2 separate regions of the Mus musculus genome follow, and region 2 is linked to region 1. Evidence: chromatin loops called from intact Hi-C (ENCODE). Cell type or tissue: left cerebral cortex. All regions are shown on one strand. Each heading gives the region's core, and the rest is flanking DNA. Links, peaks and the distances in the headings are about the cores only.

Evidence for each region. A loop is a pair of places that touch in the nucleus more often than their neighbours do. Peaks named below come from ENCODE experiments on the same cell type or tissue, not always from the same donor. Only the 100,000 strongest peaks of a DNase experiment are listed, where the experiment ranks them.
Region 2: a loop joins it to region 1, with 11 times the contacts of the local background. A loop is called at or near these places in 17 of 42 quality-filtered maps.

The regions. Positions count from the first base shown.
Region 1 is chr6:89,934,567-89,950,426 of GRCm38, forward strand. It overlaps Vmn1r45 (vomeronasal 1 receptor 45), which reads right to left and starts at 5,941. Exons shown (of 2, transcript NM_011684.2): 1 at 5,785-5,941; 2 at 1-175. In left cerebral cortex, for the core only: no CTCF peak of the experiment used is centred there; no DNase peak of the experiment used is centred there.
Region 2 is chr6:90,134,492-90,150,351 of GRCm38, forward strand. It overlaps the pseudogene Gm20426. Among named protein-coding and RNA genes, the nearest start is that of Vmn1r51, 20 kb to the left of the region's middle. In left cerebral cortex, for the core only: no CTCF peak of the experiment used is centred there; no DNase peak of the experiment used is centred there.

The DNA.
Region 1 (15,860 bases), core at 4,430-12,429:
TGTGTCAGGTTGGCAGTAGGTATATAAGAGGATGCTGTTTACACACCAAACATGTCAGTGTTTCAGCACAAGATGGTCTCTGCAGATATTTCACTTGCTGGTTCTCCCATGCAGTGCTTTATGTTTGTGCTCTGGGAGAGAAAGGGCAATACATAGTTACTGTTCAGCTTCATCCCTGTTTGAAACAGAAGATAAAAAAATAAATTAAAAAACAGCAGAATATTCGAGTGAAGTCCTCTCTAGAGTACTTGTGTGGAAAATTCAGTGTTTGAGTGATACTCTGGAACTTCATCTTCCATGTTTCTAATCTCAATATAGAACTGCCTCCAATAGAAGAACAAAATGGACAAACGTCTGCAGGAGCTAACTCCTACTTCCTTCATGATGTGAAGTCTGGTATACATAGAATCACAATTAAAAGAATTGGGGTTATCTCATATTACAGAATTAAAGCAAAATGGCACAACTGAGTCTCGAAAGTCAGGCTCTATAGGAGTGTACATTTCCTCTTTCAAAAACTGAGGGCTCATACTTTTTAGACTCCTGATATGCCTACTACAAGTTTACATTCATAAATATGCTATATATGCTGTAGAATTCTTACAGTTTTTTGATTAGACATTAACTTAGTAAAACACCATTACCAAATCCATGCTGGCTGGGAAAGCCTTTATTGCATGTTACTGCTAGTAATACATCATCCAGGATAGTTGGGGGAAGAAGTTAAGGCAGAGACCTATAGGTAGGAACTGATGCACAATCATGAAAAAGTGCTATTTACTAGCTTTTTGCTTCATGGTTTTCCTTGTCTGTATTCTTAAGTAACTCCCAGCTCGGGGCCTATATTCACACTAAGCTGGGCTTTCTCACCTAGATAACCAATCTAAATTCACCACAAATATGCCCACATCTCAATCTGGTAGGGGAATTATCTGAACTGATATTACCTTACCTCTTTCTCAATGATTTACTGTGTGTCAAAACAAAACAAAACAAAACACCAAAAACCACCCCCCCCCCAAAAAAAAAAAACCCAAAGAAACAAAGAAACCAAAATAGCAAATAGCTGGAAAAGCTGTACCCTTGTCAGGTTGACACAAAAACACACCACTGTTACACTATAAACTTGTCTCCTTTTGTTCTCAAGATATCATATTAATATCAAAATTTCAAGATAAAAATTCAATATACTTTAAAAGCTTAATCTCCCCTAAATCTTCAAATCTTGCTCAACATGCAAAGCCTCTCCAAAATTTTCAGTCTCTAGAACATCCAATTTCTCTTACATTTTCAAAATTTCTGTAAAACACACGTAGTCTGTAAAACTCCAAAGTTTCCATAAAACTCTAAAATGCATTTAAAAGTTCAAAGTCTCTTAATTCTAGGCCCCTGCAACATAAATAATAACTTAAATATTTTCTTGTTTTCAAAAAAAGAACCATGGCACAGTTACAATAAAATTCAACAAATTCCAACAGTGTAAAACTATATAACCTTTCTGGGACTCATTAACAATATTCTTGGCTCCTCACAGTGCTAGGAAAGCCTTCCATAGCACACACAGCTTGTCTCCTAGACTCAAATTGGCCTCACTCCACAGCAGCTGCTGCTGTCCTTGGTAGGTATCCTGTGATGCTGACATCTCAGATTGCTTGGATTTGTACTTCAAGTGAGCCGAAGCTTTATTGATAGTCTCTTCTTGGCTGTCTTTAGGGATCGCTCCCTGATCCCTTCCAGCCTTCAGAACCAGTACAACCTGAGAGACTCTTAAGCTCCCCATTTCGATTCAATCAGGAGAGGCAGCCTCAACTGTACCTGAACCAGAATGTCTCTGTGCTGAAACCAAGAAAACACTTTTCAGAAGTTTTTAATTATTCCAGCAAGGCAAATGATTCACTTTAGTGGTTCTTAAGATACGAATGACCCTCATAGAATCTTTAAGGGACACTTAAACTTCCCTCTTGGTCTTCCTAAGACAAGCGTCCATACTATCCACTGGTCTTAGCATTATATCTTCGTCTACACAGAATAATTCACTAAGATATCAGCATTCTATGTATCATACAACTTACATTTTTCAAACCCTTTTTCAATCTTCAAAAATTACATGGTCAGGTCTGTCATAGTAACCCCCATATCCTAGTCCCAATTTCTGTCTTGGGTAGGCCTTCTGTTGCTGTGATAAAATAGCATAATGAAAAGAAAGCTTGGGAGAAAGGGATTATTTTACCATACAGCTTGTAGTTCTTCATTCAGGGAAGCTGAAAAAAACCTCAAGACAGGGCCATGGAGTCAGGAACTGATGGACAAGGCATTGACTAGTGTTGTTTACCACATTGCTCAACATAGCTTCCTCTATCTACATTCTTGTTGTACCTAGGACCACCAGCCCAGGTGTGGAAATGTCCACAATGAGCTGGGCTCTTCCATATTAAATAAATCATCAATCAAAAAAATGTACCAGTTGCTTACCCTGTTGGTTGCATTTTTCAGTGAGATTCCCTCTTCTAAAATAACTCTAGCTTGTGCCAAGTTAAGGTGATACTGTGTAGCAGAGACACCAAGCATATGGTGCATGCAATTTTGTAAACAAATTCCCATCACAGAGTTAACATTTATCACTTAGTGTCAGGAGTATGGGTGAAATTGTTCTATACTTCTTTAGAGCATGAGCTATTGTAATGAAAGATACTAGGGCGATCTAAAGAGGATCAAAATTACAAGTACTGTGTACTGGTTAAGGCATTAGACCTGAGGTAGATAGTTGGTGAAAATATTTAACAGAGCAGACATCCTGAAATTAAAAAAAAATCTGTAGCATTTTTAGAAAATGTTAATCCTTTATAAAATAATGGATCATGTATTCTAGATAGATAAATATATATATACACACATTTGCATATATATATACATATATGTATATGTATACATATACATATATATAATGGCTGGTGCTTAATTATTCCAATTTTATTATGAAGTTCTTTATAAAACTTAAGGGTTTGTTTTGTAAATCCCAGTCACAAGAATCAGAACATAGTAGGGTGGAGAAAGATGTACTTCTATTTCTCAGTGATTAATGAAAATGGCAGTTGCTTTATGGGAAAAATGCCCCAGGGAGCTCACACTCCAGATGTCAGTTTGTGATCTGTATACACTGAGCAGAAGGAGAATCTTTTATACACTTCATTTCATGGAAGGGAATAACACCGGTAAAGCTAAAGTAGTTCTGGCATCATATGCTCATTGGCACCAGCCGACTAAGAGGTATGAGAATTCTAAAATGCTTTCTCTCACGTTGTTTCTGGAAATGTGCATTTTCATATAACTACACTGAGATAATCAGAAAAGAAAAGAAGAGTAAATAAAAGAGAAAAGTAAAAAAGAAGCAGGAACAAAGAAAAGAGAAAATAGACAAAACAGAACTTGATCTTTGTGAACACACCCCCTTGTCAGACCACTGAAACTGTGCTGTCAGCACAGCAGAGCAGATGCGGGCTGTACCAATGTCAAGGTCACTTCAGAAACATCAGCCCTGCAAACCTGAAGCTCCTAGGAAAGTCAGGCAGGCGCAGAGGCTGTGACTCCTGAGTGATATTCTCAACATCATGGCTTCAGAGATTCTGGCTTTGGTGAAATTCTGCAGTACCAAGTGAAAATTTACACTGATATGATTGCTTGCCATGATGAACACCTGTCTACCAGGAAAGATACAGATAACATTCCTCTGACTAGAGAAATCCTGCTACCTCCAAATTTCACTAACCATACTGTTCTATATGATTTTTATATCATAAATAGCAGTGTTGAGCAATGGTGGCAGACAACTTAATTCCAGCATGTCAAAGTCAGAGGTGGTGGGTGTTCGAGATCAAGACGTAACTGGTCTGCATAGTGAGTTAAAGGACAGCCAGGTCTACACAGAGAAACCCCATGTTGAAAATCCAAACAACACAAACAATCAGTAAGGCATGCAGATTCTAGACAGATGTATAATTTCTAGAGAAAAACCTCTGGTGAGTATGGACCCTCCTCAGATACAAGCCACAAGGAATTCTCTAGCCTGTCCCCTCCTAGCTGAGCCTCAGCAGCTCACACCTTCCTGGTTGAGCATGGGCTAAGAGAGGACCCACACTCTCTGATATGCAGAATTAAAGGACACTATTCTATCAGAGAAGGCAGGAGAGAGTAAACTGTGACAAACTTGGGACAATCTATTACACCATGCACTGTGATTGCGTTTTGCACAATATAACAAAACAGGCTTCTTTCAAGAGACTGGAAATTCTGTACATACTGCAGATAGCACCAGGAAAGGTCACTCATTTCTGAAACAGGTTCCAGTAGAAGTGCCTACACTAATGGAAAGGAAAGGAAGACATTTGGGCAGATTACAAAAGGAATCATGTATGGAACAAGAAATGACAAAGAGGAACCTGAGCAGTCCTCACTTAAAGTCGATTGCAAAGGCTGTTGCTGCTCAGGGCAGAAAAGTAGAAACTTCCTGTACAGCCTGAATCAAGGAGGCCCTGGCTTTAGACTTTGTGTCATTCCATAGGTTTCCAAATCATGGACAACCATGACTCATAGGATCATCAGCTCGAGGGGTTTGGTAGGTGATACTGGTCAACAGCTTTAGTATGCTGTTACCAGTCAGGATGTCTACCTTTGGCCAAATCCCAACTTAAACCTAGAAAGACTCGAGAGAGAAATGGCTGGCATATCGGGGAAGGCAAAAAGTTACCCAGAAGATGCCAGCACTGTCTTCAGAGACGTCAGAAATAAATGAACTTTGGGGATATGATGAGCAAACATGAAGAGCCCTTGGACTGAGGGAGGGCAGATGCTCTTGAAAGACGGGAGAACTGTACTTTTAAATCTTAAAACCTTTGTAGCTGTGTTTTCATGCTCAGACTGGGAGTGGGAATATTATTATCTGGTGTTTCTAAATAAAGCTCCAGAAACAGAAGGAACGGATACCCCAGTAAGGCAGCGTGGCACAGACTGCAGCCATCAACATGGACCCTGCACAGTGCTGCAGCACAATCTCCTTCCCTCATCACCCAGAGCCTCCTGAGAGGCTCGACCTTGCTGCTAATCAGCTCTGACCTCCCACCCAGTGCATTTGTATTATCAGAAAAATATAAAGCATATTTATTCAACGACTAGAACATAGAAAAGATTAATGAACACAAATATCATGTCCATTAGGACCATACTCACTGTTTATTAACAATCCATGTCCTGTTACCTCATCACCATAGTGAATTATGTGACTACTCCTACCAGGAAGAATGAGGCTAAGGGCTGACATAATTTGAGAAGTTAAACAGGTAAGTGGAAAGCCTCTTAAGAAAGTTCCAGTTTATAAAGTTCAGCAAGGAGCACTCTGTTAGGGGAAGTTTGAACATACTACCCGTTTCTTTTTCAAAGGCTTTTAGAATTTCTAAGTATTCATCCTGTAGAAGCCACTAAATCAAAACCATTCCCTTTATGTTGCATGTTGCATAATTAAAAGAAGCAAAATTAAATGTATTTGTTTAAATTTGAAATTAAAATAACAGTACTTTTCAAGATGCATGCAAAGGATCATTTCTGAAAACTTTTAGTAATTACTCTATACAATTATGGATGATAAGGTAAATTTGGTAGTTAGCTCAGAAAAATAAATTGAAATTAAAATTAATTGATATCTTATAAAATTAGGCTGAGCATGGGTAAGTTTAGGACCTTAAGAAAATGAATATTCCATGAAGAAAATGCACTTGATGCAGGATACAGTACCTTGTACTGAGGTCCTTCAAACTAAGCTTCCCCATGGCAGAGGCTGAAACTCCCCCTGCAGCTCCAGAGCTCCTCCTCCCACAGCCTGCCTGGGACCCAGCCACCTTCTGGTTCTGTGCTTACTCAGGGCACTTACTCAGATGGAAGGGGTGGGGCAGGTGGAGTCTGAGCTGAGGAGATCCTGCACAGGCTTAGGTGAAGGGAGCCTTTAAAGCATCTCTGCAGCCTGCAATTTTAGTGACTGTCAGTGACAAGTTCCCACTGGAGAGCAGGGACATGTGGGATCCCACTGGAACATTTTGCCTGTTGAGTTGACTCTACTCTGTTGGGTAACATCTGTCCTGTGTGAGCTGGGCCCAAACTTTTCACTGAGCATCCTTGGCACACCTGCAAGTTAGATCAGAACACAACGGAGTCAACACTAACTTGCTAATTTTCTCCTCAGGCAAAATGAGTACAAACTAAACTTCTACTGCATAATTCATCTGCGTAACTGTGTTACTCCTGGTGCCTTCCTTGAACTTCCATGTTTCTCATTAAATCTACACAGTGAGTGGTGGGATGCTTGATCCAGGTTCCTTCAAGACATGGAGAACCTGTATTCAAGAAATCTTGATTCTGTGACCTATGACTTCCAGATTTCCTTCTCTTAGTAAACTGTAAAAATGAATTTAAAGAAAATATGGAAGTAAAGTAAGATTTGGGAGTTAGGGCCCAAATCCTACTTTTGAACATAACTGGGCCCGAGGCCAACCCTGAACTGGACTCTTCTCCCTGGGGAGATTGAATGGCCAGCTTCCTCCTCACAGATGGCGTCAGGAAGACTTAACATCTGTATGGAATGAAATGACATGCAGTTTTGCTTTCTTCTCCTGCATAATTTATATACAGTAATATGAAGCTCCTGACAAATGGAGCTATGGCCCATACTCCAATGAGAATCCAATCATCCAGGGTGGGGTACTCCTGTTATGAGGTCTCAGAATTAGAAGATAGAATTTTATTTTATTATTTATTTACTTATTTATTTATTAGATATTTTCTTCATTTACATTTCAAATGTTATCCCCTTTTCTAGGAGGCCCTTGGCTTTTGATTTTTTTGTATCACTGGTGATTCCAACATCCCTAAGGTATCAAGCTTCCATCTAATTCTACATTCCTGCCTTCTTTTTTTCTCTTTTTTCTTAGATATTTTATTTATTTGCATTTCAAATGCTATCCTCTTTCCTAGTTTCCCTTCTGAAAATCCCCTATCCCCTCCTCCTCCCACTGCTTACCAACCTACCCACTCCCACTTTCTGGGCCTGGCATTCCCCTATACTGGGGCATAGAACCTTCATAGGACCAAGGGCCTCTCCTCCCATTGATGACTGACTAGGACATCCTCTGCTACATATGCAGCTGGAGCCATGAGTCCCACCACCTGTTTTCTTTGGTTGGTGGTTTCGTCCTAGAGAGCTCTGGGGTGGGGGTGTACTGGTTAGTTTATATTGTTGTTTCCCCTATGGGGCTGCAAATCCCTTCAGATCCTTGGGTACTTTCTCTAGCTCCTTCATTGGGCACCCTGTGCACTGCCCAATGGATGACTGTGAGCATCCACTTCTATAATTGCCAGACACTGGCAGAGCCTCTCAGGAGACAGCTATATCAGGCTTGTGTCAGCAAAATCTTGATGGCATCTACAATAGTGTCTGGGTTTGATGTTTTTTTATGAGATGGATCCTCAGGTGGGACAGTCTCTTGGTGGTCATTCCTTCAGTCTCTGCTCCGAACTTTGTCTCTGTAACTCCTTCCATGGGCATTTTGTTCCCACTTCTAAGAAGGATCGAAGTATCCACACTTCGGCCTTCCTTTTTCTTGAGTTTCATGTGATTTGCAAATTGTGTCTTGGATATTCAGAGCTTCTGGGTTAATATCAGTGTCTTAGTTAGGGTTTTACTGCTGTGAACAGACACCATGACCAAGGCAAGTCTTATAAAAAACAACATTTAATTGGGGCTGGCGTACAGGTTCAGAGGTTCAGTTCATTATCATCAGGGTGGGAGCATGGCAGTATCCAGGCAGGCATGGCACAGGAGGAGCTGAGAGTTCTATGTCTTCATCCAAAGGCTGCTAGTGGAAGACTGACTTCCAGGCAAATAGGGTGAGGATTTTATGCCCACACCCATTCCAACCAGGTCGCACCTATTCCAACAAGGCCATACCTCCAGATGGTTCGAGTCCCACCTCGCGTTTTGTTGCGAGATCGTGGGTTTGAGTCCCACCTCGCGCCTTGTTGCGAGACCGTGGGTTCGAGTCCCACCTCGCGTTTGGTCACGGGATCGTGGGTTCGAGTCCCACCTCGTGCAGAGGGTCTCAATCGGCCGGCCTTAGAGAGGCCATCTGATTCTTTGAGTTGCTTGTGGTCGACGCGGAGTCGCCGCCGTTTCTGGTTTCTTTTTTGTCTTAGTCTCGTGTCCGCTCTTGTTGTGACTACTGTTTTTCTAGAAATGGGACAATCTGTGTCCACTCCCCTTTCTCTGACTCTGGAGCATTGGAAGGAGGTGCGGGTCAGAGCCACAACCAGTCGGTGGAGGTCAGAAAGGGTCCGTGGCAGACCTTTTGCGCCTCCCAGTGGCCAACGTTTGGAGTGGCTGGCCACCTGAGGGTGCTTTTGACTTGTCACTAATCGCCGCCGTCAGGCGAATTGTTTTTCAGGAGGAAGGGGGTAACCCTGATCAGATCCCCTACATTGTGACCTGGCAGAATCTCGTCCAATTCCCACCTCCATGGGTCAAGCCTTGGACCCCAAACTCTTCGAAGCTGACGGTAGCGGTTGCCCAGTCTGATGCAGCCGGAAAGTCCGGCCCATCAGCACCCCCCAAGATCTATCCAGAGATTGACGACCTCCTCTGGATGGACTCCCAACCTCCCCCTTACCCCTTGCCCCAACAGCCACCTGCAGCTGCCCCACCACAGGGACCTGTAGCGAGAGGGGCTCAGGGACCGGCGGGGGGGACTCGGAGTCGCTGAGGCCGAAGCCCCGGGGAGGAAGGGGGGCCAGACTCAACAGTTGCCTTGCCACTCAGAGCACATGTAGGAGGGCCAGCACCAGGACCTAATGATCTCATTCCTTTACAGTATTGGCCTTTTTCCTCTTCTGATTTATACAATTGGAAAACTAACCACCCTCCCTTCTCAGAGAACCCCTCTGGACTTACTGGGCTCCTTGAGTCACTTATGTTCTCCCATCAACCCACTTGGGATGATTGTCAGCAGCTTTTGCAGGTTCTTTTTACCACAGAAGAAAGAGAAAGAATCCTGATGGAGGCGAGAAAAAATGTTCTGGGAGAGGACGGCACACCCACTGCCCTCCCTAACCTCGTGGATGAGGCTTTTCCCTTGAACCGCCCCAACTGGGACTACAACACCGCGGAAGGTAGGGGACGCCTCCTTGTCTATCGCCGGACTCTAGTGGCAGGTCTCAGAGGAGCCGCTAGACGGCCCACCAATTTGGCTAAGGTAAGAGAGGTCTTGCAGGGGCAGACTGAACCACCCTCAGTCTTCCTTGAGCGTCTAATGGAGGCATATAGGAGATACACCCCTTTTGACCCCTTGTCAGAGGGGCAGAGAGCCGCTGTAGCCATGGCCTTCATTGGTCAGTCCGCTCCCGACATTAAGAAAAAGCTGCAAAGGCTGGAGGGGCTCCAAGATCATACGCTCCAAGATTTAGTAAAAGAAGCAGAGAAAGTCTATCATAAGAGGGAAACAGAAGAAGAGAGGCAAGAGAGAGAGAGAAGAAAGAAATAGAGGAGAGGGAAAATAGACGGGATCGCCGTCAGGAGAGAAATCTGAGTAAAATTTTGGCCGCAGTTGTGAATGATAGACAGTCAGGAAAAGGTAAAATAGGGCTCCTGGGCAACAGGGAAGTGAAACCGCCAGGTGGCAGAAAGATACCACTGGAAAAAGACCAATGCGCCTATTGCAAAGAGAAAGGACACTGGGCTAGAGATTGCCCTAAAAAGTGGGAGCGATCCAAGGTCCTGACCCTAGAAGATGATTAGGGAAGTCGGGGCTCAGACCCCCTCCCTGAGCCTAGGGTAACTTTGTCCGTGGAGGGGACCCCTGTCAACTTCCTGATAGACACCGGAGCAGAGCATTCAGTACTCACTAACCCCTTAGGCAAGCTGGGCTCCAAAAAGACCAGGGTAATTGGAGCCACTGGTAGTAAATTTTACCCCTGGACGACCAAACGAGCTCTTCAGATAGACAAGAATATAGTGACCCACTCCTTTCTGGTAATACCTGAGTGCCCTGCTCCCCTCTTGGGGCGCGATCTGCTAACCAAACTAAAGGCTCAAGTCCAATTTACTTCAGAAGGCCCACAAGTAAGCTGGGGAAAGGCCCCTGTTGCCTGCCTTATCCTCAACACAGAGGAAGAGTACCGATTGCATGAAGAACAACCCAAAAATGCAGTCTCTTCAGGTTGGCTAACTGCATTCCCCAATGTCTGGGCAGAACAAGCAGGAATGGGGTTGGCTAAACAAGTGCCTCCGGTTGTGGTAGAACTTAAAGCTGATGCCACCCCCATTTCGGTAAAACAATACCCCATGAGCAAGGAAGCTAGAGAAGGCATCCGGCCTCATATCCAGAGGTTGCTGGGCCAAGGAGTTTTAGTGGCCTGTCAGTCCCCCTGGAATACACCACTTCTGCCGGTTCGAAAACCAGGGACCAATGACTATCGCCCGGTACAAGACCTCCGGGAGGTTAACAAAAGGGTCCTGGACATTCACCCCACAGTCCCGAACCCGTACAATTTATTAAGCTCTCTCCCACCTGAGAGAACATGGTATACAGTTCTGGACTTAAAAGATGCCTTCTTTTGCCTGCGTTTGCACCCTAAGAGTCAGCTCCTGTTTGCTTTTGAATGGAGGGACCCAGAGGGTGGACAGACTGGTCAACTAACTTGGACTAGGCTACCACAGGGTGTTCAAAAATTCCCCCACCCTGTTTGACGAGGCCCTCCATCGGGATCTCGCGCCTTTTCGCACTCGAAACCCTCAGCTTACCCTACTACAGTATGTGGATGATCTCTTGGTTGCGGCAGCCTCGAAGGAGCTGTGTCACCAGGGAACTGAGATGCTCCTTGCAGAACTGAGTGACTTGGGGTATCGAGTTTCGGCTAAAAAGGCACAAATCTGTCAAACTGAGGTAACCTACCTGGGGTATACCCTCCGAGGGGGCAAAAGATGGCTCACAGAGGCCCGGAAGAAGACTGTTATGATGATCCCATCGCCAACTACCCCACGGCAGGTACGTGAGTTTCTGGGGACTGCTGGCTTTTGTAGACTCTGGATTCCAGGCTTTGCAACCCTAGCAGCACCTCTATATCCTTTGACTAAGGAAGGGGTTCCTTTCGAGTGGAAAGAAGAACACCAAAGAGCTTTTGAGGCTATCAAGTCGTCTCTAATGACTGCCCCCGCGCTAGCATTACCAGACTTGACTAAGCCTTTCGTCCTATATGTGGACGAGAGAGCGGGTGTAGCCAGGGGAGTGTTGACACAAGCACTGGGACCCTGGAAGAGACCTGTAGCCTATTTGTCAAAAAAATTAGATCCTGTTGCTAGCGGATGGCCCACATGTCTGAAAGCTATTGCAGCAGTAGCCCTGTTGATCAAAGATGCTGACAAATTGACAATGGGACAACAGGTGACTGTTGTGGCCCCTCATGCCTTAGAAAGTATCGTGCGGCAGCCACCTGACAGATGGATGACAAATGCCCGAATGACACACTATCAGAGCCTGCTGCTAAATGAGCGTGTAACCTTTGCGCCCCCTGCCATCCTCAACCCAGCTACCCTTCTCCCTCTAACAAATGATTCCGTCCCAGTACATCAATGTATGGACATCCTCGCTGAAGAAACTGGGACCAGAAGTGACCTGACTGACCAACCCTGGCCTGGAGCTCCCAGTTGGTACACAGACGGCAGCAGTTTCCTGATAGAGGGGAAGCGAAAGGCTGGAGCTGCGGTGGTAGACGGGAAAAAGGTAATTTGGGCAAGCGCTTTGCCTGAAGGAACGTCGGCACAAAAGGCTGAACTTATAGCGCTTATTCAAGCCCTCCGAGAGGCTAAAGGTAAGATCATTAACATCTACACTGACAGCCGCTATGCTTTTGCTACCGCACACATCCATGGGGCCATCTACAGGCAGCGAGGGCTATTGACCTCGGCTGGTAAAGACATTAAAAACAAAGAAGAAATTCTGGCCCTGTTGGAAGCCATACATGCACCTAAGAAGGTAGCCATCATCCACTGCCCCGGCCACCAAAGAGGAGAAGACTTGGTGGCCAGGGGCAACCGAATGGCAGACTCAGTAGCAAAACAAGTTGCTCAAGGGGCCATGATCTTAACTGAAAAAGGTGATCCGCCCAAAAGCACTGAGGACGAGAGATATAACATAAAAGAGCTATGGTGGACCAGAGATCCCTTCCCATATTTTTTTGAAGGGAAAATAGAATTAACTCCCGAAGAAGGAATAAAATTTGTGAAAGGACTACACCAATTCACCCACCTGGGAGTTGAAAAAATGATGAGACTAATTAAAAATTCCCGATACCAAGTCCCCAACCTGAAGTCAGTGGCTCAAAAGATTATAGACTCCTGCAAACCATGTGCATTCACTAATGCAACTAAAGCCTACAAAGAACCTGGAAAGAGACAACGGGGAGACCATCCTGGAGTGTATTGGGAGGTAGACTTTACTGAAGTTAAACCTGGAATGTATGGTAACAAGTATCTGTTAGTATTTGTAGACACCTTTTCAGGATGGGTCGAGGCATTTCCCACTAAAACAGAGACTGCCCAGATTGTGGCCAAGAAGATCCTTGAAGAAATCCTGCCAAGATTTGGAATCCCTAAGGTAATCGGGTCCGACAATGGACCAGCCTTTGTTGCCCAGGTAAGTCAGGGCTTGGCCACTCAGTTGGGCATCGATTGGAAATTACACTGTGCTTACCGCCCTCAAAGCTCAGGACAGGTAGAGAGGATGAATAGGACCTTAAAAGAGACCTTGACTAAATTAGCCATTGAGACCGGCGGAAAAGACTGGGTGGCTCTCCTTCCTCTTGTGCTCTTCCGAGCCTGAAACACCCCTGGTCGTTTCGGGCTCACTCCTTTTGAAGTTCTGTATGGAGGACCTCCCCCCTTAATGGAAGCTGGTGGAACATTAGTTTCCGACTCTGACCCTGTCTTACCCTCCTCTTTGCTTATTCATTTAAAGGCCCTAGAAGTGATTAGGACCCAGATTTGGGACCAACTGAAAGCAGCCTATACCCCAGGGACCACCGCAGTACCCCACGGGTTCCGAGTTGGAGACAAAGTCTTGGTCAGGCGGCATCGAACCGGCAGCCTTGAGCCATGGTGGAAGGGACCCTATTTGGTGTTACTGACAACCCCTACTGCAGTAAAAGTTGACGGAATCGCCTCCTGGATCCACGCCTCCCACGTCAAGAGGACCGCCAGCCAAGATGAAGAAAACCACGACAACAATTGGACAGTGGCAGCCACTGACAATCCTCTTAAGCTTCGTCTGCGTCGCAGGCGCCACTCTAGACCTAGGGAATCTTAACCCTCATTCAACAGTCCTGGGAGGTGCTTAATGAAAAGGGAAACATTGTATGGGCAACCACTGCAGTCCATCCCCTCTGGACTTGGTGGCCTGATCTCACGCCTGACGTCTGTAAGTTAGTGGCAGGATCCCCCAATTGGGACCTCTCAGATCATACTGATCTTAGCAACCCACCCCCTGAGGAGCGGTGTGTCCCAAATGGGATAGGGAGCACATATGGGTGTTCGGGGCAATTCTACTGAGCTAATCTTAGAGCTGCACATTTTTTATGTTTGCCCTGGTCAGGGTCAGAACAAGAGGCTTCAACAAGAATGCGGGGGGGCATCAGATTACTTTTGTGGTAAATGGACATGTGAAACGACAGGGGATGCTTACTGGAAGCCCTCCTCTAAATGGGACCTAATCACGGTAAAACGAGGTAGTGGCTATGATAAGTCAAACGAAGGAGAAAGAAACCCCTATAAATATCAAGAGAGTGGGTGCGCTTTTAAAAACAGAGCACCCTCAGGACCATGCAAAGGTAAATACTGCAACCCTCTACGTATAAAGTTCACCGAGAACAGAAAACAACACCGTCTAAGTTGGCTTAAAGGAAATAGGTGGGGTTGGCGAGTATACATTCCACTAAGAGATCCTGGGTTCATTTTCACGATCAGACTGACAGTGAGAGACCCGGCAGTGACACTCGTAGGGCCCAACAAGGTCCTTATAGAACAGGGCCCCCCAGTCGTACTGGCTCCCCCAAAGGTCCCGACTGTACCAGCTCCACCAACTCCACAGCCCAACACAGTGGTACCCTCCCTAGGAAAGCCTACCTTGGCTTCCCCACCGCCCCTAGGAACAGAGGACCGTCTGGTCAGTCTAGTCCAAGGAGCTTTTTTAGTTCTGAATAGAACTAACCCTAATATGACTCAATCATGCTGGTTATGCTATGCCTCTAGCCCACCTTATTATGAAGGAATAGCTCAGATCAGGACTTATAATACTACTTCAGATCATTCTCAATGCCTTTGGGGAGAAAACAGAAAGCTGACTCTAGCAGCAGTTTCAGGAAGAGGGCTTTGTCTGGGCCGGGTACCTCAGGATAAAGGGCACCTCTGTAATCAGACCCAGAACATCCAGTCTAGCAAAAGTGGTCAGTATTTGGTACCTCCCCTAGACACAGTGTGGGCTTGCAATACCGGTCTCACTCCTTGTGTGTCTATGTCTGTTTTTAATAGTTCCAAAGATTTCTGCATTTTGGTTCAGCTTATTCCCAGACTCTTGTATCATGATGATAGCTCTTTTTTAGATAAATTTGAACATCGGGTCCGCTGGAAAAGAGAACCCGTTACCTTAACTTTGGCAGTTCTATTAGGATTGGGAGTAGCAGCTGGAGTAGGTACAGGAACCGCTGCCTTAATTAAGACCCCCCAATACTATGAAGAACTACGTGCAGCTATGGATATTGATCTTAGAACTATAGAACAGTCTATAACCAAATTAGAAGAATCTTTAACTTCTCTGTCCGAAGTGGTGCTGCAAAATAGAAGGGGATTAGACTTATTATTCCTTAAAGAAGGAGGACTCTGTGCTGCCTTAAAAGAAGAATGTTGTTTTTATGTTGACCATTCAGGAGTAATCAAAGATTCTATGGCTAAACTTAGAGAACGCCTAGATATACGTAAAAGAGAAAGAGAAAGCCAACAAGGATGGTTTGAAAGCTGGTTTAATAAGTCCCCTTGGCTCACCACTCTCCTCTCCACTATAGCAGGACCTTTAATTACACTTATGCTTTTGCTTACTTTTGGCCCATGCATCCTTAATAAGTTAGTAGCTTTTATTAGAGAAAGGATAAACGCAGTACAAGTTATGGTACTAAGACAACAATATCGGGTCCTTCAGGAGGTTGAAAACTCGTTCTAAGATTAGAACTATCTTCTAGAAGAAGTGGGGAATGAAGAATAAAAATTTTTACTGAACTCTTCTTCACCCCAGAGCCCGACCCCTCCCATCTAGAGATTGTTCCCGGAACACTCCTAAACTCTTCACCCCAGAATGCATTCCTGAACTCCTCACCCTAGAGTTCGAACCCTCCCAACTAAAGACTGTTCCAAGAACATTCTTGAGATAAGGGCCTCCTGGAACAACCTCAAAATGAACCGGATACATTGCCAAATGATAGGACATGACCGCTTAGTTATGTAGATTCCCTTGGCAGAACCCCTTGTCCCTTGGCAGAACCCCCCTAGTGATGTAAACTTGTACTCTCCCTGCCCAATTCTCCCCCCTTGAGTTTTACTATATAAGCCTGTGAAAAATTTTGGCTGGTCGTCGATTCTCCTCTACACCACTAGGTGCATGAGTTTCGACCCCAGAGCTCTGGTCTATGTTCCATGTGCTTTCTTGCTGTTGTTCTATTAAATCTTGCCTTCTACATTTGAGTACGGTCTCAGTGTCTTCTTGGGTCCGCGGCTGTCCCGGGGC
Region 2 (15,860 bases), core at 4,237-12,236, 200 kb after region 1:
AGTAGACAGCAGGATATAATCAAACATCAAACTCAGGACTGAAATCAACCAAGTAGAAAGAAAAAGAACTATACCAAGAATCAACAAAACCAGGAGCTGGTTCTTTGAGGAAATAGAATAAGATAGATGAACCCTTAGCCAGACTAACCAGAGGAGACAGAGACAGTATCCAAATTAATAAAATCATAAATGAAAAGGAAGATATAACAACAGAAACTGAGGAAATTAAAATAAATCATCAGATCCTAGTAGAAAAGCCTATATTCAACAAAACTGGAAAATCTGGATGAAATGGACAATTTTCTAGACAGATACAAAATACCAAAATTTACTCATGATCAGATGAACCATCTAAACAGTCGTATAATGCCTACAGAAATAGCAGCAGTCATTAAAAGCTTCTCCCCCCCAAAAAAAAGCCCAAGACCAGATGATTTTAGTGCAGAATTCTATCAGACCTTTAAAGAATGTCTGATACCAATATTCTTCAAACTATTTCACAAAATAGAAACAGAAGGAACACTACCCAATTCATTCTATGAAGTCAAAGTTACACTGTGTATTATCCCTGTATGGTTTCTATCTTATCAGTAACTTGTCACAATTTCTTTTCATAGACGACTTCATAACAGATTTTTTTCTACCTCCATGAAGAGAACCAAAAGCCCATTGGCTTCAGCCTAGTTAGCACTGGAAAAATCACTCATGCTGCCTTTGACTTACAAAAGGCTTTGGAAAATGAGGTTTTGTCATGTTTAAAGTTCCAAATAGATTTTTAAAACTGGTTGAGTGAATATTACTTTTAGCTTCAGAAGATTTCATGTATATTTAAGAGACATTTCACTATTATAAATTATTTCGATGACATTAAAACAAGTGAAATATCAAAACTTGTCATGTGTGTTATCGCATAGGTGACAGTATGTGTGTCACTCAATGCACAGAAAAGTGTCAATGCTAAATATATATTCCATTCCTGGCAAAGTCATGGCTTATACTTCTTTTTTTTTAATGGTTTTTTAAATTAGGTATTTTCTTCATTTACATTTCAAGTCCCCAATACTCCCCCTCCCCTAGCCACCCACTCCCACTTCTTGGCCCTGGCGTTCCCCTGAACTGAGGCATATAAAGTTTGTAAGACCAATGGGCCTCTCTTTCCACTGATGGCTGACTAGGCCATCTTCTGATACATATGCAGCTAGAGTCAAGAGATGCGGGGGGTACTGGTTAGTTCATATTGTTATTCCACTTATAGGGTTGCTGATCCCTTTAGCTCCTTGGGTACTTTCTCTAGCTCCTCCATTGGGGCCCTTTGATCAATCCAATAACTGACTGTGAGCATCCACTTCTGTGTTTGCTAGGCCCTGGCACAATCTCACAAGAGACAGCAATATCAGGGTCATTTCAGCAATGATTTTGATTTGCATTTCCCCAATGATTAAGGATGCTGAACATTTTTTTCAGGTGCTTCTCAGTCTTTCGGTATTCCAAAGGTGAGAATGCTTTGTTTAACACTGAGCCCCATTTTTAATGGGGTTATTTGATTTTCTGGAGTCCACCTTCTTGAGTTCTTTATATACATATTGGATATTACTCACCTATCTGATTTAGGATAAGTAAAGATCCTTTCCCAATCTGTTGGTGGCCTTTTTGTCTTATTGAAGTTGTCGTTTGCCTTACAGAAGCTTTGTAATTTTTATGAGGTCCCAAATGTCAATTCTCAATCTTACATCACAAGCCATTGCTTTTCTATTCAGGAATTTCCCCCCTGTGCCCATATCTTCAAGGCTTTTTCCCACTTTCTTCTCTGGGAGTTTCACTGGCTCTGGTTTTATGTGGAGTTCCTTGATCCACTTAGATTTGACCTTAGTACAAGGAGATAGGAATGGATCAATTCACATTCTTCTACATGATAACTGTCAGTTGTGCCAGCACCATTTGTTGAAAATGTTGTCTTTTTTCCACTGGATGGTTTTTGCTCCCTTGTCACAGAACAAGTGACCATAGGTGTGTGGGTTCATTTCTGGGTCTTCAATTCTATTCCCTTGGTCTACTTGTCTGTTGCTATACCAGTACCATGCAGTTTTTATCACAATTGCTCTGTAGTACAGCTTTAGGTCAGGCATAGTGATTCCACCGAAGGTTTTTTTATCCTTGAGCAGAGTTTTTGCTATCCTAGGTTTTTTGTTATTCCAGATGAATTTGCAGTTTGCCCTTTCTAATTCGTTGAAGAATTGAGTTGGAATTTTGATGGGGATTGCATTGAATCTGTAGATTACTTTTGGCAAGATAGCCATTTTTACTATATTGATCCTGCCAATCCAAGAGCATGGGAGATCTTTCCATCCTCTGATATCTTCTTTAATTTCTTTCTTCAGAGACTTGAAGTTTTTATCATAGAGATCTTTCAGTTCCTTTGTAAGACTGAGAATCTACAAATGGGACCTCATAAAATTGCAAAGCTTCTGTAAGGCAAAAGACACCGTCAATAAGACAAAAGGGCCACCATCAGATTGGGAAAGGATCTTTACCTATCCTAAAACAGATAGGGGACTAATATCCAATATATGTATAAACAACTCAAGAAGGTGGACTCCAGAAAATCAAATAACTCCATTAAAAAATGGGGCTCAGAGCTAAACAAAGAAATCTCACCTGAGGAATACTGAATGACTGAGAAGCACCTGAAAAAAATGTTCAGCATCCTTAATCATTGGGGAAATGCAAATAAAAACAACCCTGAGATTCCACCTCACACCAGTCAGAATGGCTAAGATCAAAAATTCAGGTGACAGTAGATGCTGGCCAGGATGTAGAGAAAGAGGAACACTCCTCCATTGTTGGTGGGATTGCAAGCTTGTACAACCACTCTGGAAATCAGTCTGGCGGTTCCTCAGAAAATTGGACAGAGTACTAAGGGAGGATCCCGCAATATGTCTCTAGGGCATATATTCAGAAGACATTCCAACTGGTGAGAAGGACACCTGCTCCACTAGGTTCATAGCAGCCTTATTTATAATAGCCAGAAGCTGGAAAGAACCCAGATGCCCCTCAACAGAGGAATGGATACAGAAAATGTGGTACATTTACACAATGGAGTACTACTCAGCTATTACAAAGAATGAATTTATGAAATCCCTAGGCAAATGGATGGACCTGGAGGGCATCATCCTGAGTGAAGTAACCCAATCACAAAAGAACTCACATGATATGTACTCACTGATAAGTGGATATTAGCCCAGATACTTAGAATACCCAAGGTAGAAGATACAATTTGTGAAACACATGAAACTCAAGAAGAATGAAGACCAAAGTGTGGACACTTTGCCCCTTCTTAGAATTGGGAACAGAACACCCATGGAAGGAGTTACAGAAACAAAGTTTGGAGCTGAGACGAAAGGATGGACCATCTACAGACTGCCATACCCGGGGATCCATCCCATAATCAGCCTTCAAATGCTGACACCATTGCATACACTAGCAAGATTTTGCTGAAAGGACCCAGATACAGCTGTATCTTGTGAGACTATACCGGGGACTAGCAAACACATAAGTGGATGCTCACAGTCAGCTATTGGATGGATCACAGTGCCCTCAATGGAGGAGCTAGAGAAAGTACACAAGGAGCTAAAGGGATCTACAACCCTATAGGTGGAGCAACAATATGAACTAACCAGTACCCCCCTGAGCTCATATCTCTAGCTGCATATGTATCAGAATATGGCCTAATCAGCCATCAGTGGAAAGAGAGGCCCATTGGCCGTGCAAATTTTATATGCCTCATTACAGGGGAATGCCAGGGACAAGAAGTGGGAGTGGGTGGTTGGGGGAGTGGGTGCGGGAGCGTGTGGGGGACTTTTGGGATAGCATTGGAAATGTAAATGAAATAAATACCTAATAAGGAATAAAAAATAAAAACAGGCCTTTTGGTCTCTGCTTGCCAAGAAGTCTCTTACCTATTGTCCTTGCATAGCAGCTGCCAAAGCTAAGCCATGTTGGTAAGAGGGCCCTATGTCAGAACCACGTTGTATGTACCCAGTGAAATCTACCTTTGTCCTGTATAGTCTACTGGTTGCTTGGCAGGCAGGATTGGCATTTTCAGATGCAAGCTGTTTTACATAGTCTACACCTGCCTCTGCATTATCAAAAAGCCTCCCTGCTGTTGTCATCAGTCAATGAACAAAATCAGAAAAATCTTTCATCAGGCCCTTGTCTGACTGCTGAACATCTATGCTCCAAATGCAAAGGCAACCACATTCCTTAAAGAAACTTTAGTAAAACTCAAGAACACATTGCAACACACACGATAATAGTGGGAGACTTCCACACCCCACTCTCATCAGTGGACAGATCCTGGAAACAGATAATAAACAGGCACACAGTGAAACTAACAGAAGTTATGAAAAAATGGATTTAACTATAGAACATTTTATCCTATAACAAAAGGATATAACTTCTTCTCATCACCTCATGGCACCTTATCCAAAATTGACCATATAATCGGTCACAAAACAGTCCTCAAGAAATTCAAATATATTGAAATAATCTTATGCATTCCACCAGGTCATCACGGACAAAGGCTGACCTCCAATAACATCATAAATAATAGAAAGTCCACATACACGTGGAAGCTGAAAAACACTCAACTCAATGATATCTTAGTCAAGGAAGAAATAAAGAAAGAAATTAAAGACTTTTAAGAGTTTAATGAAAATGAAGCCACAACATACCCAAACTTATGGGACAAAATGAGAGCATTCCTAAGAGAAAAACACATACCTCTGAGTGTCTCAAAAAACAAACAAAAAGCAAAAACAAAAAAAGAAACAAGAAAACAAAAACAAACAAACAAAGAATGCAAAACAAAAAAAAAAAAAACCCACAGGAGAGAGTATACACTCACAGCTTGACAGCACACCTGAAATCTATAGAACAAAAGGAAGCAAATTCACCCAAGAGGAGTAGACAGCAGGAAATAATCAAACTGAGGCCTGAAGTCAACCAAGTGAAAACAAAAAGAACTATATAAAAAATAATCAACCAAATGAGGAGCTGGTCCTTTGAGAACATCAACAAGATAGTTAAAACCTTAGCCAGACTAAGTAGACAGTACAGGGACAGAATACTAATTAACAAAATCAGAAATGAAAAGGGAGACATAAGAAGAAAAATTGAGGAAATCCAAAAAATCATGAGATACTAGAACAAAACCTACAGATACTCAACAAAACTGGAAAACCTGGATGAAATAAGCAATTTTCTATACAGATACCAGATGCCAACATTAAATTAGGATGATGTTATTTATCTAAACAGTCTCATACCCCCTAAAGAAATAGAAACAGTCATTAATAGGCTCCCAACCAAAGTAAGCCCAGGACAAGATGGGTTTAGTGCAGAGTTCTACCAGACCTTCAAAGAAGACCTAATTCCAATTCTCCTCAAACTATTCCACAAAATAGAAACAGAAGGTACTCTATCCAATCTGTTCTATGAAGCCACAATAACTCTGATACCTAAATCACAAAAAGACCCAGCAAAGAAAGAGCACTTCAGACCAGTTCCCCTTATGAATATTGATGCAAAAATATTAAATAAAATTCTCACAAACCAAATCCAAGAACACATCAAAAAGATCATCCATCATTACCAAGTAGGCTTCAACCCAGGGATGCAGGGATGGTTCAATATACAAAAATTCATCAACATATCCCACTATATAAACAAACTCAAAGACAAAAACCACAGTGGATATTAGCCCAAAACCTAGGATACCCAAGATATAGGATACAATTTCCTAAACACATGAAACTCAAGAAAAATGAAGACTGAAGTGTGGACACTATGCCCCTCCTTAGAGGTGGGAACAAAACTCCCATGGAAGGAGTTACAGAGACAAAGTTTGGAGCTGAGATGAAAGGATGGACCATGTAGAGACTGCCATATCCAGGGATCCACCCCATAATCAGCATCCAAACGCTGACACCATTGCATACACTAGCAAGATTTTATCGAAAAGACCCAAATGTAGCTGTCTCTTGTGAGACTATGCCGGGGCCTAGCAAACACAGAAGTGGATGCTCACAGTCAGCTAATGGATGGATCACAGGGCTCCCAATGGAGGAGCTAGAGAAAGTACCCAAGGAGCTAAAGGGATCTGCAACCCTATAGGTGGATCAACATTATGAACTAACCAGTACCCCAGAGCTCTTGACTCTAGCTGCATATGTATCAAAAGATGGCCTAGTCGGCCATCACTGGAAAGAGAGGCCCATTGGACACGCAAACTTTATATGCCCCAGTACAGGGGAACGCCAGGGCCAAAAAGGGGGAGTGGGTGGGTAGGGGAGTGGGGGTAGGTGGGTATGGGGGACTTTTGGTATAGCATTGGAAATGTAAATGAGCTAAATACCTAATAAAAAATGGAAAAAAAAAGAAGGATACATGCTCCACTATGTTCATAGCAGCCTTATTTATAATAGCCAGAAGCTGTAAAGAACCCAGATGCCCCTCAACAGAGGAATGGATACAGAAAATGTGGTACATTTACACAATGGAGTACTACTCAGCTATTAAAAAGAATGAATTTATGAAATTCCTAGCCAAATGGATGGACCTGGAGGGCATCATCCTGAGTGAGGTAACACAATCACAAAGGAACTCACACAATATGTACTCACTGATAAGTGGATATTAGCCCAGAAACTTAGGATACCCAAGATATAAGATACAATTTGCTAAACGCATGAAACTTAAGAAGAACGAAGACCAAAGTGTGGACACTTTGCCCCTTCTTAGAAATGGGAACAAAACACCCATGGAAGGAGTTACAGAGACAAAATTTGGAACTGTGATGAAAGGATGGACCATCTAGTGATTGCCATATCCAGGGATCCATCCCATAATCAGCTTCCAAACGCTGACACCATTGCATACACTAGCAAGATTTTGCTGAAAGGACCCAGATATAGCTGTCTCTTGTGAGACTATGCCAGGGCCTAGCAAACACAGAAGTGGATGCTCACAGTCAGCTATTGAATGGGTCACACGGCCCCCAATGGAGGAGCTAGAGAAAGTACCCAAGGAGCTAAAGGGAACTGCAACCCTATAGTTGGAACAACAATATGAACTAACCAGTACCCCAGAGCTCTTGTCTCTAGCTGCATATGTATCAAAAGATGGCCTAGTCAGCCATCACTGGAAAGAGAGGCCCTTTGGACTTGCAAACTTTATATGCCCCTTACAGGGGAACGCCAGGGCCAAAAAGGGGGAGTGGGTGGGTAGGGGATTGGGAGGGTGGGTATGGGGGACTTTTGGGATAGCATTGGAAATGTAAATGAGCTAAATACCTAATAAAAAATGGAAAAGAAAAAAAAACAAACAAAAAAAAACAAAAACAAAAAAAAACCACAGCATCGTCTCATTAGATGCTCAGAAAGCATTTGAGAAAATCCAGCATGTGTTCATGATAAAGGTCTTGAAAAGGTTAGGAATGCAAGGCCCATTTCTAAACATAATAAAAGCAATATACTGAAAACCAGTAGCCAACATCAAACTAAATGGAGAGAAACTTGAAGCAATCCCACTAAAATCAGGGACTAGGCAAGGCTGCAACTCTCTCCCTACCTATTCAATATAGTACTTGGAGTCCTAGCCAGAGCAATTACATGACAAAAGGAGATCAAGGGGATACAAATTGGAAAGGAAGAAGTCAAAATATCACTCTTTGCAGATGATATGATCATGTATATATAAGTGACCCCCAAAATTCCACCAGATAACACTTAAACCTGATAAACAACTTCAGAGAAGTAGCTGGATATAAAATTAACTCAAAAAAAAAAATCAGTGGGCTTTCTCTACACAAAGGATAAACAGGCTAAAAAAGAAATTAGGGAAACAACCACCTTCACAATACTAGCAAATAATAAAAAACAACTTGGTGTGACTCTAACCAAGGAAGTGAAAGGTCTGTATGATAAGAACTTAAAGTCTCTGAAGAAAGAAATTGAAGAAGATCTCAGAAGATGAAAAGATCTCCCTTGCTCATGGATTGGCAGGATTAATATAGTAAAAATGGCTATCTTGCCAAAAGCAATCTACAGATTCAATGCAATCTCCATCAAAATTCCAACTCAATTCTTCACAGAGTTAGAAAGGGCAATTTGCAAACTCATCTGGAATAATAAAAAACCTAGGAGAGCAAAAACTCTTCTCAATGATAAAAGAACCTCTGGTGGAATCACCATCCCTGACCTCATGCTGTAGTACAGAGCAATTGTGATAAAAACTGCATGGTACTGGTACAGCGACAGACAGGTAGATCAATGGAATAGAATTGAAGACCCAGAAATGAACCCACATACCTATGTTACTTGATCTTTGACATGGAAGCTAAAGCCATCCAGTATGAAAAAGATAGCATTTTCAACAAATGGTACTGGCTCAACTGGCAGATAGCATGTAGAAGAATGTGAATCCAACCATTCTTATCTCCTTCTACAAAGCTCAAGTCTAAGTGGATTAAAAATCTTCACATAAAATCAGAGACACTAAACTTCTAGAAGAGAAAGTGGGGAAGAACCTCAAAGATATTGGTAGAGGGAGAAAATTCCTGAACAGAACACCAGTGGCTTGTGCTATAAGAACAAGAATCAACAATGGGACCTCATAAAATTGCAAAGCTTCTGTAAGGCAAAGGACATTGTCAGTAAGACAAAAAGGCCACCAACAGATTGGTAAACAATCTTTATCAATACTAAATCTGATAGGTAGCTAATATCCAATATATATAAAGAACTCAATAAGTTGGACTCCAGAAAACCAAATTACTGTATTAAAAATGGAGTACAGACCTAAACAAAAAATTTTCAACTGATGAATACCAAAGGGTTGAGATACACTTTAAAAAAGGCTCAACATGCTTAATCATCAGAGAAATGCAAATCAAAACAACACTGAGATTCCACCTCACACCAGTCAGAATGGCTAAGATGAAAAACATAGGTGACAGCAGATGCTATCAAGGATGTGGAGAAAAAGGAACACTCCTCCATTTCTGAAGGGATTGCAAGCTGGTTCAGCCACTCTGGAAATCAGTTTGGTGTTTCCTCTGAATAATGGACATAGTACTATCAGAAGATCCAGCAATATAACTCCTGGTCATATATATACCCATAAGATGCTCCAACTCGGAATAAGGACACATCCACCACTATATGTGGGAAAATGGGCTATGCACAGACAAGCTGGTCTCCAGTTGAGCTGAGGCCTGAACCCCAAAAATTGTGATAATTCACATACATGACACTGTAGGTGTTCCCACATGCTCCTGGAAATTTGGCTCCTGCCTAAGTTCTGCCCCCCCCCCACAGCCCCCACAAGAGAAGCATGGCTAGAAGTCAAGTAGGTAATGGCCCAAGCTTCTGATCTTCCGGCTAAACTCCTCCCCAGTTACCTAGCAACAATAAGATAAGACAGCATAGTATAAAAAGGGCTGTTCAGCCCCTGCTTGCTCTCTTACTTGTCTCTCTTACTTCTTACTCTCTTACCTCTTACCCCTCACTCACCCCCTCTCTCCTCTCTCTTTGTCTTCTCCTTTCCTCTTTTCCTCTTACTCTCTCTTTCTCTCTGCCTTTCTACAATAAAGCTCTAAAACCATAGAGAATCTCTGCTCATCAAGATCCGCTGCACTCACTCTTATCAGTGTTGGGAACCTCTTATCCCTCATCCCTCTCTCCCGTAACCCCTGGTGGCATTAGCAAAACTTCCAGGTAGGGCTTCCCCTTGATACCCCCCCCCCCGAAGAGTGGGTCAGAGTCTTAGATGCCCACCCAGGGAAAAGTGGAAGGTAGATAGCAGGTCTCCCACATCTGATTGACCAGAGAATAGGTGGAACTCTGGCAGGGTGTGGGTCTCTTCTTCCCCCTCTTCCCCAGGGCCACCTTTTTAGTTCCCAACAACTATGTTCATAGCAACCTTATTTATAATAGCCAAAAGCTGGAAAGAACCCAAATGTCTCTCAACAGAGGAATTGATAAAGAAAAGGTGGTACATTTACAAAAATGGAGTAGTATGCAGCTATTAAAAACAATGAATCTATGAAATTTTTAGACAAATGGATGGACTGGAAGATATCATCCTAATTGAGGTAACCCAATCTCAAAAGAACACACATGATATACACTCAGTGATATTAACCCAGAAGCTCATAATATCCAAGACACAATTTGCAAATCACATGAAACTTGAGAAAAAGGGAGGCCAAAGTGTGGATACTTCGATCCTCCTTAGAAGTGAGAACAAAATGTCCATGGAAGGAGTTACAGAGACAAAGTTCAGAGCAGAGACTGAAGGAATGACCATCTAGAGACTGCCCTACCTGAGGACCCATCTCATAAACAACCATCAAACTCAGACACTATAGCAGATGGCATCAAGATTTTGCTGACACAAGCCTATATAGCTGTCTCCTGAGAGGCTCTGCCAGTGTCTGGCAATTATAGAAGTGGATGTTCACAGTCATCCATTGGGCAGTGCACAAGGTCCCCAGTGAAGGAGCTAGAGAAAGTACCCAAGGATCTGAAGGGATTTGCAGCCCCATAGGGGAAACAACAATATAAACTAACCAGTACCACCCCCACCCCCACCAGAGCTCCCTAGGACTAAACCACCAACCAAAGAAAACAGGTGGTGGAACTAATGCCTCTAGCTGCTTATGTAGCAGAGGATGGCCTAGTCAGGCATCAATGGAAGGAGAGACCCTTGGACCTGTGAAGGTTCTATATCTCAGTATAGGGGAATGGCAGGCCCAGGAAGTGGGAGTGTGTGGGTTGGGAAGCAGGGGGAGGAGGAGGGGATAGGGGATTTTTGGAAGGGAAACTAGGAAAGGGGATAGCATTTGAAATGTAAATAAATAAAATATCTAATAAAAAAGAACAAAAAGCAGGAATGTAGAATTAGATGGAAGCTTGATACCTTAGGGATGTTGGAATCACCAGTGATACAAAAAAATCAAAGACCAAGGGCCTCCTAGAAAAGGGGATAACATTTGAAATGTAAATGAAGAAAATATCTAATAATTACATAAATAAGTAAATAAATAAAAAATAAAATTCTATCTTCTAATTCTGAGACCTCATAACAGGAGTACCCCACCCTGGATGACTGGATTCTCTTTGGAGTATGGGCCATAGTTCCATTTGTCAGGAGCTTCATATTACTATATGTAAATTATCCAGATGAAAGCAAAACTGCATGTCATTTTATTCCACACAGATGTTAAGTCTTCCTGACTCCATCTGTAAGGAGGAAGTTAGCCATTCAATCTCCCCAGGGAGAAGAGTCCAGTTCAGGGTTAGCCTCGGGCCCAGTTATGTTCAAACTGCCTATGGTTGCACAGCCCTAACTCCCAAATCTTACTTTACTTCCATATTTTCTTTAAATTCATTTTTACAGTTTACTAAGAGAAGGAAATCTGGAAGTCATAGGTCACAGAATCAAGATTTCTTGAATTCAGGTTCTCCATGTCTTGAAGGAACCTGGATCAAGAATCCTGCCACTCACTGTGTAGATTTAATCAGAAACATGGAAGTTCAAGGAAGGCACCAGGAGTCTCAGAGGTAAGCAAATGAATTATGCAGTAGAAGTTTAGTTTGTACTCACTTTGCCTGAGGAGAAAATTAGCAAGTTAGTGTTGACTCCATTGTGTTCTGATCTAACTTGCAGGTGTGCCAAGGATGCTCAGTGAAAAGTTTGGGCCCAGCTCACACAGGACAGATGCTACCCAACAGAGTAGAGTCAACTCAACAGGTAAAAGGTTCCAGTGGGATCCCACATGTCCCTGCTCTCCAGTGGGAACTTGTCACTGACAGTCACTAAAATTGCAGGCTGCAGAGATGCTTTAAAGGCTCCCTTCACCTAAGCCTGTGCAGGATCTCCTCAGCTCAGACTCCACCTGCCCCACCCCTTCCATCTGAGTAAGTGCCCTGAGTAAGCACAGAAAGAAAAAGTGGCTGGGACTGAGGCAGGCTGTGGGAGCTGCAGGGGGAGTTTCAGCCTCTGCCATGGGGAAGCTGAGTCTGAAGGCCCTCAGCACAGGGTACTGTATGCTGCATCAAGTGCATTTTCTTTCTGGGGTATTCATTTCCTTAAGGTCCTAAACTTACCTAATTTTATAAGATATCAATTAATTTTAATTTCAATTTATTTTTCTGAGCTAATTACCAAATTTACCTTATCATCCATAATTGTATAGAGTAATTACTAGAAGTTTTCAGAAATGATCCTTTGCACGCATCTTGAAAAGTACTGTTATTTTAATTTCAAATTTAAACAAATACATTTAATTTCGCTTCTCTTAATTATGCACCATAAATGGAATGGTGTTGATATAGTGGCTTCTACAGGATGAATGCTTAGAAGTTCTAAAAGCCTTTGAAAAAGAAACGGGTAGTATGTTCAAACCTCTCCTAACAGCGTGCTCCTTGCTGGCCTTTATAGACTGGAACTTTCTTAAGAGGCTTTCCACTTACCAGTTTAACTTGTCAAATTATGTCAGCCCTTAGCCTCATTCTGCCTGGTAGGAGTAGTCACATAATTCACTATGGTGATGAGGTAACAGGACATGGATTGTTAATAAACAGTGAGTATGGTCCTAATGGACATGATATTTGTGTTCATTAATCTTTTCTATGTTCTAGTCGTTGAATAAATATGCTTTATATTTTTCTGATAATACAAATGCACTGAGAGGGAGGTCAGAGCTGATTAGCAGCAAGGACACGCCTCTTAGGAGGCTCTGGGTGATGAGGGAAGGAGATTGTGCTGCAGCACTGTGCAGGGTCCATGTTGATGGCTGCAGTCTGTGCCACGCTGCCTTGTTGGGGTATCCGTTCCTTCTGTTTCTGGAGCTTTATTTAGAAACACCAGATAATAATATTCCCACTCCCAGTCTGAGCATGAAAACACAGCTACAAAGGTTTTAAGATTTAAAAATAAGGTTCTTATAGTCTTTCAAGAACATCTGCCCTCCCTCAGTCCAAGGGCACTTCATGTTTGCTCATCATATCCCCAAAGTTCATTTATTTCTGACATCTCTGAAAACAGTGCTGGCATCTTCTGGGTGACTTTTTGCCTTCCCCGATATGCCAGCCATTTCTCTCTCGAGTCTTTCTAGGTTTAAGTTGGGACTTGGCCAAAGGTAGACATCCTGACTGAGTAACAGCATACTAAAGCTGTTGACCAGTGTCACCTACCAAACCCCTCGAGGTGATGATCCTATGAGTCATGGTTGTCCATGATTTGGAAACCTATGGAATGACACAAAGTCTAAAGCCAGGGCCTCCTTGATTCAGGCTGTACAGGAAGTTTCTACTTTTCTGCCCTGAGCAGCAACAGCCTTTGCAATCGACTTTAAGTGAGGACTGCTCAAGTTCCTCTTTGTCATTTCTTGTTCCATACATGATTCCTTTTGTAATCTGCCCAAATGTCTTCCTTTCCTTTCCATTAGTGTAGGCTCTTCTACTGGAACCTGTTTCAGAAATGAGTGACCTTTCCTAGTGCTATCGACACTATGTACAGAATTTCCAGTATCTTGAAAGAAGCCTGTTTTGTTATATTGTGCAAAACGCAATCACAGTGCATGGTGTAATAGATTGTCCCAGGTTTATCACAGCTTACTCTCTCCTGCCCTCTCTGATAGATGAGTGTCCTTTAATTCTGCATATCAGAGAGTGTGGGTCCTCTCTTAGCCCATGCTCAACCAGGAAGGTGTGAGCTGCTGAGGCTCAGCTGGGAGGGGACAGGCTAGAGAATTCCTTGTGGCTTGTATCTGAGGAGGGTGCATACTCACCAGAGGTTTTTCTCTAGAAATTATACATCTGTCTAGAATCTGCATGCCTTACTGATTGTTTTTGTTGTTTGGATATTCAACATGGGGTTTCTCTGTGTAGACCTGGCTGTCCTGTAACTCACTATGCAGACCAGTTACATCTTGAACTCGAACACCCACCACCTCTGACTTTGACATGCTGGAATTAAGTTGTCTGCCACCATTGCTCAACACTGCTATTTATGATATAAAAATCATATAGAACAGTATGGTTAGTGAAATTTGGAGGTAACAGGATTTCTCTAGTCAGAGGAATGTTATCTGTATCTTTCCTGGTAGACAGGTGTTCATCATGGCAAGCAATCATATCAGTGTAAGTTTTCACTTGCTACTGCAGAATTTCACCTCCAGAAAGATAAGGATTCCCAGTGCTTTCAAAGCCAGAATCTCTGAAGCCATGATGTTGAGAATATCACTCAGGAGTCACAGCCTCTGTGCTTGCCTGACTTTCTTAAGAGCTTCAGGTTTGCAGGGCTGATGTTTCTGAAGTGACCCTGACATTGGTACAGCCCGTATCTGCTCTGCAGAGCTGACGGCACACTGTTTTATTGGTCTGACAAGGGGGTGTGTTCATAAAGATCAAGTTCCGTTTTGTCTATTTTCTCTTTTCTTTGTTCCTGCTTCTTGTTTCCTTTTCTCTTTTATTTACTCTTCTTTTCTTTTCTGATTATCTCAGTGTAGTTATATGAAAATGCACATTTCCAGAAACAACGTGAGAGAAAGCATTTTAGAATTCTCATACCTCTCAGCTAGTGCCAACGAGCATATGATGCCAGCTACTACTTTAGCTTTACAGGTGTTATTCCCTTCCATGAAATGAAGTGTATAAAAGATTCTCCTTCTGCTCAGTGTATACAGATCACAAACTGACATCTGGAGTGTGAGCTCCCTGGGGCATTTTTCCCATAAAGCAACTGCCATTTTCTTTAATCACTGAGAAATAGAAGTACATCTTTCTCCACCCTACTATGTTCTGATTCTTGTGACTGGGATTTACAAAACAAACCCTTAAGTTTTATAAAGAACTTCATAATAAAATTGGAATAATTAAGCACCAGCCATTATATATATATATATATATACATATGTATATATGTGTATATATATGCATATGTATATATATATATATTGATCTATCTAGAATACATGATCCATAATTTTATAAAGGATTAACATTTTCTAAAAATGCTACAGTTTTTTTTTTTTAATTTCAGGATGTCTGCTCTGTTAAATGTTTTCACCAACTATCTGCCTCAGGTCTAATGCCTTAACCAGTACACAGTACTTGTGATTTTGATCCCCTTTACACCTCCCTAGTATCTTTCATTACAATAGATCATGCTCTAAAGAAGTATAGAACAATTTCACCCATACTCTTGACTTTAAGTGATAAATGTTAACTCTGTAATGGGAATTTGTTTACAAAATTGCATGCACCATATGCTTGGTGTCTCTGCTCCACAGTATCACGTTAACTTGACACAAGCTAGAGTTATTTTAGAAGAGGGAATCTCACTGAAAAATGCAACCAACAGGGTAAGCAACTGGTACATTTTTTTGATTGATGATTTATTTAATATGGAAGAGCCCAGCTCATTGTGGACATTTCCACACCTGGGCTGGTGTTCCTAGGTAAAACAAGAATGTAGATAGAGGAAGCTATGTTGAGCAATGTGGTAAACAACACTAGTCAATGCCTTGTCCATCAGTTCCTGACTCCATGGCCCTGTCTTGAGTTTTGGTTTTTGGCTTTTGTTTTTGTTTTTTCAGCTTCCCTGAATGAAGAACTACAAGCTCTATGGTAAAATAATCCCTTTCTCCCCAGCTTTCTTTTCATTATGCTATTTTATCACAGCAACAGAAGGCCTACCCAAGACAGAAATTGGGACTAGGATATGGGAGTTACTATGACAGACCTGACCATGTAATTTTTGAAGATTAAAAAAGGGTTTGAAAAATGTAAGTTGTA